Linked DNA regions of Homo sapiens: region 1 is linked to region 2. A link is an interaction called in ENCODE POLR2A ChIA-PET data of the cell type or tissue named here. Cell type or tissue: MCF 10A. All regions are shown on one strand. Links, peaks and the distances in the headings refer to the core of each region. The heading gives the core; the rest is flanking DNA.

Region 1 (6,467 bases), core at 1,559-4,058, 170 kb after region 2:
TTTGGGGGTGGACTGGAGCTGAGGGTGTGGTGGGCTGGGGCTGGGGCTGGGAAAGGATCTCCCCGCCCCTGCAATGCTGGGAGGATGGCACATGGACACGACGTTTCTTTACTCCGGTCCTACTGACCTGACCCGCTCCGTTTAACCCGCACGTCTGACCCTGTGCCGGGCACATTAGAATAAAACAAGTAGGGGAGGAAAATGCAATATTTTTAAACCCTCAAAGATAGACAGAAATGACAATGCAGCTAAAACTGCACCTTTGGCCATCAAAAAAAAAAAAGTGCCTCCCCAGTGCTTGAGATATTTATGCCCCAGCTGGTTCAAAAGAAGTTTGCTCTGGGGCAGGGCACGGTGGCTCACGTCTGCACTTCTGGAGGCCGAGGTAGGTGGATAACTTGAGGTCAGGAGTTCGAGACCAGCCTGGCCAAAATGATGAAACCCCGTCTCTACCAAAAATACAAAAATTAGCCGGGCGTGGTGACGGGCGCCTGTAATCCCAGCTACTCAGGAGGCTGAGGCAGGAGAATCGCTTGAATCCAGGAGGCAGAGGTTTCAGGGAGCCGAGATTGCACCATTGCACTCCAGCCTGGGCAACACAGCCAGATTCTGTCTCAAAAAAAAAAAAAGAGAGAAGTTTGCTCTGGGTTTGTGACAAGCTCTGTAGATTGGAAACCTCTGTAGGTTCCGCCTTTCAAGCAGGAGTAGCAGAAACCCAGCACAACTGGCCTGTATCAGTCTCAGTGCAAAGTATTTACTGGCTGTGGGGTGCTGAAAGCTGTTGGACTAAATGGGTTGCGAATGATGATAGCACCATCCTCCTCTCTCACTGCCTCTGCACACGGTAGCCCTGGCGTGCCCAGAGTCATATTCTCCCAGCTTGAGGTCCAGCCTTACAGCAAGATCTGGGACTGTATCTCCCTGGACCAACTTCAGTACGAGAAGAATATTAACGATACGTTGTTAAGTAAAAAAATTTAAAAGCTACAAAATCATATATACCATATGATAACATTAAAATATACATGAACAATTAGTCATGGGAATAAAAGGCTGAAGGAATGTACCAAAATGTTAACAAAAGTCATCTGGATGGAAGTACAATGAGGGTGAAATAAAAGTGGTTTAATTTTCTTCTTTTGCTTCTCTACATGTAAGAAAAATTTTAAATTCTATAAGAAACATTTATTGTTATAATAAGAAAAAAGTTATTATTGTTTAATGCAACAAAGGCCTGGATAAGGACATAAAAAAAGAACTGACAAGAGGAGACAGTCCTCTAAAGACAATGGTCAGGCCAGCCGTGGGGCTCACGCCTGTAATCCCAGCACTTTGGGATGCCAAGGTGGGCAGATCACCTGAGGTCAGGAGTTCGAGACCAGCCTGCTCAACATGGCGAAAGCCCGTCTCTATTAAAAATACAAAAATTAGCCAGGTGTGGTGGCGGGCACATGTAATCCCAGCTACTGAGGAAGCTGAGGCAGGAGAATCACCTGAACCAGGGAGGTGGAGGTTGCAGTGAACTGAGATCATGCCATTGCACTACAGCCTGGGCAACAAGAGCAAAACCCCATCTCACAAAATAAAAAATAAAAGACAGTGGACAAAGTAGAGCCCAGTGAATTAGCAAATCAATCTAACACGACAAATCTCTGCTCTCACCATCCTCATTGCCAGGGGCCAGGGCCAGAAATGGAAGCAGATGTTACAACAGAATGGCCAGTGTTCTGGCGAGGGTAAAACCAGGACATCGTGGGAGCCCTGACTAACCTGAGAGGGTCAGGGGAGGTGTCCAGGAAGAGGAAACTTGGAGGAGCATTTTGAAGGGGGCGCGTGATAGCCTCCAGGTGGAGAAGAGGAAGGAAGATTGCCAGGCAGATGGAAGAGCACAGCGAAGGCCCAGGGGCAGCTTATTCCAGCTTGGGTGGCCCATCAGGCCAATAACCACAGTAACAACAAAAGGTATAGAAGAAGCTGGTTTGGAGAGGATGCTGAACTCCACCTTGAGGATTGCTTTTGAATATTTCTTTTTAAATAATTCTTTTGGCTTTCCTTTCCTCCCTCACATAAAATAGAAAACACGCTCTCAGCTGCTAAGCCTCTCCCCAGGGGTGTGGTTTGCCTAATAAATTGCAAAATTGACCTACTAATGCTAAGAAGTTAAGTCAAATTAAATCACAAGAGAATTTCCAAGGACCGCTTACCATTCCCTACTTGTCTGCCAGGGAAGAAGGCGCCATGCCCTGGGTGTGGATAAGATAGGAGCTCTGTAAGCTCTGTGACCCCAGCACAGCCATTGGCACTTGCTACCCTCGGATCTCCAGGAACCGGTGGAGAATAACCCCAAACCGCCAAGAGTTTGCCTCTCTCGGCATGCTCTGGCTCCAGTGAAGTTATGAGACTCCCACCCCTTAAAGAGCTTAAAGACCTTAAAGAGCCCACCCCTGCTGTAGAGAGAAGCGACAGCTGCCAGGCTCCGCCCACCCCTCCTTCATGGGTAAATGAGAAGGGCCCACCCCTCCTTCCTGGATAAATGAGGGTGTAAAGGGCCCAGCCCTTCTCTACGGAATGCCGGGGCTGCTTTGGGATGTGTGGCTCGGTGTTCACAGTCACCTTGGGAGTCAGAACCAGGTTCAGCCTCCGTGGCAGGACACCCAAGCTCTGTCACGTCTGTTCCTACGGCTCCTCCTGCCTCCCGCCTTACTCCTCCACAGCTCCCACAGCCGCCCTGCCCCTTTGTAGTGCCCCAGCCAGCTCGAGCCGCCTCTACAGAAGGATTGCTCATGGTTCTAAGTGTTAACTGAGTCTCCTTGACCCCTCGCATTTCCCGCCCCCCGCTCCCCGCCCCACCACCCCACCCCGCTTACCTAGAATCTTTCCCTCCCTCCCTACTCAATGGAAAGAGGCCTCAGGGCAGAAAGCAAACAGGAAGGACTCCGGATTTACTGCATAACTGATGCTCTCGGAGCAGCCTGGGCTGCCAGGGGAGCAGGCAGAATAGTGTTCTGCTCCTACTCCCCATCAACGCCTTGGCACTATACCTCTGGAACTTGGCCATGACCTTGAGTGAAAGGGAAGGCACCCCAGTGAAATGCAGTCTCAAAATAGAAATGAAGTTGTTGGGAAGACAAGCTCATTAAATGCATGCCTGAGTTTATGGGTTGAGACTCACACCTGTTGCACACAGGTGTCTGCCTCAGTCTGGAAGGTTCCCACCCACACCCCAAGAACACACACACACACACACACACTCACACTCACACAGCCTGGATCATGCCTCCTTACCTGCTCACCATCCAAACCTTGGTTTCCATATGACCTCCTCCAGAAAGCCTCCCCCGACAGACCTCACCCCTGCCCCCACATCACCGGGCTGGATTAATCTGTAAGCATTTTCTTCTCTGTCTCCTTCAGTACCTATCAGCTCCTCAAGAACAGGGACAAGATCTAGTTCACTGTGGCATCCCTATTGCTCAGAACAGTGCCTGGCACGTAGTGGGCACCCCACAAATATTTCTTCACTTAAACAAATGACCACATGGCAGATGAGGAAGACAGGACTTGGGGAAGGTATCCTAAGAGGAAGTTTTCTGACGGCTACAGACATCGGCGTCAGGCCATGCCTGGGACGTTCCTTCCACCTGGGTGCATGCTGAGCCTTTCTTGCCTCTGTCCTGCTGGCTTAGTTTGTTCCACTTCTCCCCTCTCCACTTTTTGGGAGGGTTCTGGGGAGGGTGGGCAGAAGGGGAGAAGTGCAAGAGGCAGGCCCGCTGGGGCTGGAGGGAGGATTTTGCGGCATTTGGAAGACACAGTAGGTGGGAGACGAAGCTAGGGCGTCAGTCCCCTTGATGGTGACTGGGAATTACAGTAGAGAAACGGCGCTGTACGGACACTGCTGGTTTTGTGTTCACAGGACTTTTCTCGCACTGGCACATGGATCACAGCTTTACAAATGCCACATCCTCAAGAAACCACAGCAGACAGTTCCTGCCTCTTCCTCCACCTCCTCCTGAATCAGAAGGGAAGTGAGATTTCTATTTGCCTGGCGTGCACAACCCTCCATAGTTTACACCTGGTACAGCTCTTCAGTTCATCAACATTTACTGAGCCCCACGTGTCCCAGGTGTAGAAGGTCCTTTATTTTCTTACGCTTTTTATTTGCATAATATTCGCTTTTAGACACACCGCCTTGGTCCCTGAAGTGGACAGCTATTATTTTTCTCCTGCCCAGCCTCTTGGAAACAGCACTTCAGTCTTCGTCAGGGGCACCACCCTGCCCCGCCCTGTCCCTGCGCATCATTCGCTTGGCCAAGAACTGTGGCCCGGCCCATCAGTGCCTCCCCGCTCCACTGGACCCCACCCCACCCAAATTCATTGTCCACGCAGCCACAGGAGGGATTTTTCGTTTTCTTTTTTTCTTTTCTTTTCTTTCTTTCTTTTTTTTTTTTTTTTTTGAGGTGGAGTCTCGCTCTGTCGCCCAGACTGGAGTGCGATGGCATGATCTCTGCTCATTGCAACTTCCGCCTCCTGGGCTCAAGCAATTCTCCTGCCTCAGCCTCCGGAGTAACTGGGATTAGAGGCGCCCACCACCACGCCCAGCTAATTTGTGTATTTGTGTATTTTTAGTAGAGACGGGGTTTCACTATGTTGGCCAGGCTGGTCTCAATCTCCTGACCTCAGGTGATCCACCCGCCTGAGTCTCCCAAAGTGCTGGGATTACAGGCGTGAGCCACCGCACCTGGCCGGGATTTTCTTAAAACATAAAACCAGATTCCATCATTCCTCTGCTTAAAATCCCTCAGAGATTCTCATATCAAACTTTAAGCTCTTTACCAGGGCCTGCAGGGCCTTGCCTGACCTGCATAAAAGTCTCAACTGAAATGTGACTTGCTCAGAAGGACCCTTTGTAGCCACACTATGGAGACCTTTGTCTATCTCAGCACACTGCTTCTTTTGTTTTGTTTTGTTTTTGAGACAGGATCTTGCTCTGTTGTCCAGGCTGAAGTGCAGTGGCAAGAACAGGGCTCACTGCAGCCTTGACTTTCTGGTCTCAAGCGGACCTCCCACCTCAGCCTCCAAAGTGCTGGGATTACAGGCATGAGCCACTGCGTCCAGCCACTCTGTTTCTATTCTTTGGAGCATTTATCACATTTTGTCAGTTCAGTTTCCCCCTCACAATGGAGAGGGTGAGGGAGGGCAGGGGCAGCCCTCTCCCCCTCACTTCTTATTCCTAGCATGTGGCACATGGTAGGTGCTCAACCCATCTTTGAAGAAGGCTGGGATAATGACCTTGGGGTGAGGGAGGCCAAGCAGAGATGTGCTGGGCTAGTGCAGTGGCCCAGGACAGAGATGGAGGTGGTCTGTGCTCAGGGGCTGTGAAGCCAATAGACCTTACTGGATGGAGGATGCATCTTATCCATCCGGGCTGCTATGACAGAATACCATAGACTGGGCAGCTTATCCACAGCAGGTACTTACTTCTCATAGTTCTGCAGGCTGGGAAGTCTAAGATCAAGGTGCCAGCAGATTCCGTGTCTGGTGAGGGCCACTTTCTCATAGACGGTGACTTCTCGCTGAGTCCACACGTGGTGCAAGGGGCAAGGAATCTCTCTGGGGACTCTTTTATAAGGGCACTAACCCCATTCACACGGGCTTCATACTCATGACCTAATCACCTCCCAAATGCCCCATCTCCTAACACCATTACATGGTGGGCAGTGGGGTAGAATTTAAACATGGATTTTGGGGTGATACAAACATTCAGACCATAGCAGGGAGGATGTATTTTGGGGGCAGAGAAAACAGAATGGAAACTGCCTTTGCAAAAATCATAGCTGAGAAAATTACGACAGTGAAAGACACCACACCTAACTGACCCCATCTTGCTTCTAACCGTGAAACTGTCCTTGTTCATTCCTTGGCATAGGCCGAACTCGCTTTGGGAAGGAATTTAGTGTATAGTTTATATAATAGGCCTTCCCAAAAGGCTAAACTGTTCTTGTAAAACAAATGAAAGGCCACCAGCCACCAAGTCAAGATGAGAGGGGCTGGAATTCTAAATATTCCCAGCCATTATTCCGGAGGTCCTAAGATTTGCAACTTACCCAATTACTCTTGAAGGTAACATTACTATTGTGAACCTAAGATCGGCCTTTGGAGATGTCTTTTTAGGTTTTTGCATTTCTAACAACTAAATGGCCCCACCTGGACCTGCCAACCAATTATGTGGCCCCCACCCCGGAACTGACTCAGCAGAAGTGAACAGCTTCGACGCCCTGTGAGTTTATCTCCAAGCCAACCAATCAGCACTCCCAATTCACTGGCCCCCTACCCACCAAATTATCCTTAAAAACTCTGATCCTCAAGTTTTCAGAAAGACTGATTTGAGTAATAATAAAACTTCAGTCTCCCACACAGCCGGCTCTGCGTGGATTACTCTTTCTCGGTTGCAATTCCCCTGTCTGGAC
Region 2 (2,500 bases), core at 1-2,500:
TTCTTCTTCTTTTTAGTTTGCAAGCATTTATTTTATTCTATTCACACTGTACTGGTATTATACAACCTGCAAAAAGTACAAAAGACTAATCCATGTTTACATGCTGGGTCAGAGCCAAGTTGCAAAAAAGGAAGACAGCACAGACAGATACAAAAAGAGCTCAGGTGTCCCGTACAAGCCACAAGCCTCACTGTCACGTGAAGTATTTAAAGCTGTATATATCGCCACAGGAGAATCTCTGGTCTTTGCAGCAACCACACAGAGGTAGGGGTGGGAGGAGGACTAGGCTACAGCCCAACTGGTGTGAAGAGTCGGGGAGGGGGAGCCCAGGAGTGGGGGCAGAATCCTGGGCCCTAACGTGGGCATCTGGTGGGCAGCAGGGCCCCTGATTGAACCCGGCAGGCCGAGCCACTGTGGGGAGACCACATGTTCTCGTTAAGCCGACAGACCATGCTATAAATGAAACTAGAGAGAGTCAGGGACTACTTGTACTTTCTCTAATAACCGCCCACCAGACTCACAGACACAGTGTGTCCCAGGTGGGTCATCAGGCAACTGCACTTCATGTCACAGTAATAAATAGGAGGCTGAGATTACAGTGAAAAATTCAGTGTGGACGTTTCTGTGGGATGGCACAGTGCTTATCACTCTGAATAATGAGGCATTCCTTTCAGTATCTCGAAATGCCAAGTTCCCTCCAGCCTGGGGCTTTGGCACACCCAGTTTCTGCCTGGACTGTTTGTTCTTGCACCATGTCTTCACCCAGATCCCATTCTCCAGATCCTGCATGAATTCTGCTTTTCCCTGGAGCCTCCCTGGACCCCTGAGGCTTGGCTGGCAGCCCCTGCCCCTGGGATCCCATTGTTTCTGGCTACCAAGCAGAGGTCAGCCTGCCTTGTAGCCAGGCTGTGAGCTTTTTAAGAGTGGGGACACTTTTCCTAGTGGTCTCTCCTCTGTCTTCAGTGCCTAGCCTAAGTGCCTGACACATGCTTGTTGCCTGATGACATAAACAGAGGGCAGGAATTGTGTCTGACTCATCTCTGGTTGGGCATCACCCAGGGCTGGCTTCATGGGCTTGCGACCAGTGCCATCACATAAGGCCCTAGAAAGATGGGGCCTTGGTCACCACGTGTGATGTCACCATCATTGTCTTGAAATTTTTAATAATTTTTTTTTGAATTTGTGTTTCGTAAGTGAAGTCTGATGGGACCCCTAAGCATGCTTTAGGGACTTGGAGCCTCAGCTCTCGCACAGTCCTGCCTTCCATCACCTCCCCAGGGTGGGTCAGATACCCATCCCTCCACCTCCACCCCCTGCCCCTGCCCTATGACTGCTGCTGTCCTCCACCCAGCAGGCACACAGAGGATTAGGGGTAGGCATGCACACTTGGTGGCATCTTTTGGTAGGGCATGCTCCAGGGTTAAGCACCACAGTGCATCTGGTGGGTGGCCAGCTGGAGGCTGTGTCTCAGCCAGGTCCAGCCTTTCGCCCACCCCTGATCCAGGTACCCAGAGCATGTTGGCTTAGAGCGTTAAACATTCCCAAGGATCCCTGTCTGCGGTGGGTTGGAGAACAGGCTGTGGGAAGAGGCAGGCTTGGCTCAGCTTCCCCAGACCCCGCCCTAGCCAGGGCAGGTCTTGTCAGTCCAGTCACTGGCTGAGGGTGAACCCAGCTGCCCTCAGACTCAAGCAAGCATGCGTGTCCCATGTTGCAGGGTAAGGCCCCAGGCACTTGTGAACTTCTGTCCTCTCCCTGCTAGTATCCCCCATACCAGAGAGAGTATCCCTGTACCCAGGAATGCTCCAGCAGCTGGCTCTGTGTCAGGTGTGTGTGTATGTGTGTATGTACGTAGGTATGGGTGTGTGTGTGTGTTGGGTGTGTGTGTGTGTGTGTGTTCCTCTCCTCCTCTTTTCAGCCTTGTTTCTGGCTTGTTTGTCTCTTATGGCCACTTAAGGCACTCCCATAGGGTTGAGCCACATAATACAAACTGTAATTTCAGTGATTTTGATAATGCATTAAATGCTCGCTCTTTTGCATTTGAAACTGGAATTTCACAATATAAAGATGAACAGTAAATTCATGCCAGTAATAAAAAATTTTATTTTTTCTTTACTTAGAACATCAAATAGCAAATGAATAGCATCATAAGAAGTCAAGAGAAAGACCATGGAAGAAAGAAGAAACTTTAACAGCGCTTTTTTCATGATCTTTGAACAAGGAGCTCTAAATTATCATTTTGCACTGGCTCTGTCCCAGCTCATGTTTGTTGAGTGAATAAATAAATAAATAAATGCATACATACATATTTATTAGTACATGGAACACACTGATTATCTTCCATTTCCTAACAACACTGTATGTAATCAGGATTGCAGGCATGTTATGAAATACTAGAATAGCTGAATATTAAAATTATTCTGGAATCATGTATGCTTATTGTTGGGGTTATTTGTGACGTCTCCAAAGTCATCACAGTTTTCTCAGCATCAATGTCCTCATC

The links. Peaks named below come from ENCODE experiments on the same cell type or tissue, not always from the same donor. Only the 100,000 strongest peaks of a DNase experiment are listed, where the experiment ranks them.
Region 1: POLR2A ChIA-PET joins it to region 2 with 6 read pairs; 2 of 35 experiments call an interaction of 5 or more read pairs at or near these places.

What each region holds. Positions count from the first base shown.
Region 1 is chr5:172,697,912-172,704,378 of GRCh38, forward strand. It overlaps LOC107986479 (a long non-coding RNA gene), which reads right to left and starts at 2,513. Exons shown (of 3, transcript XR_001742997.1): 1 at 2,205-2,513. RefSeq lists an enhancer at 1-25. In MCF 10A, for the core only: no CTCF peak of the experiment used is centred there; no DNase peak of the experiment used is centred there.
Region 2 is chr5:172,533,362-172,535,861 of GRCh38, forward strand. LOC105377727 (a long non-coding RNA gene) reads left to right here. Exons shown (of 2, transcript XR_941225.3): 2 at 2,118-2,500. Among named protein-coding and RNA genes, the nearest start is that of LINC01944, 24 kb to the right of the region's middle. RefSeq lists an enhancer at 288-357. In MCF 10A, for the core only: no CTCF peak of the experiment used is centred there; DNase peaks (open chromatin) are centred at 730, 1,020 and 1,640.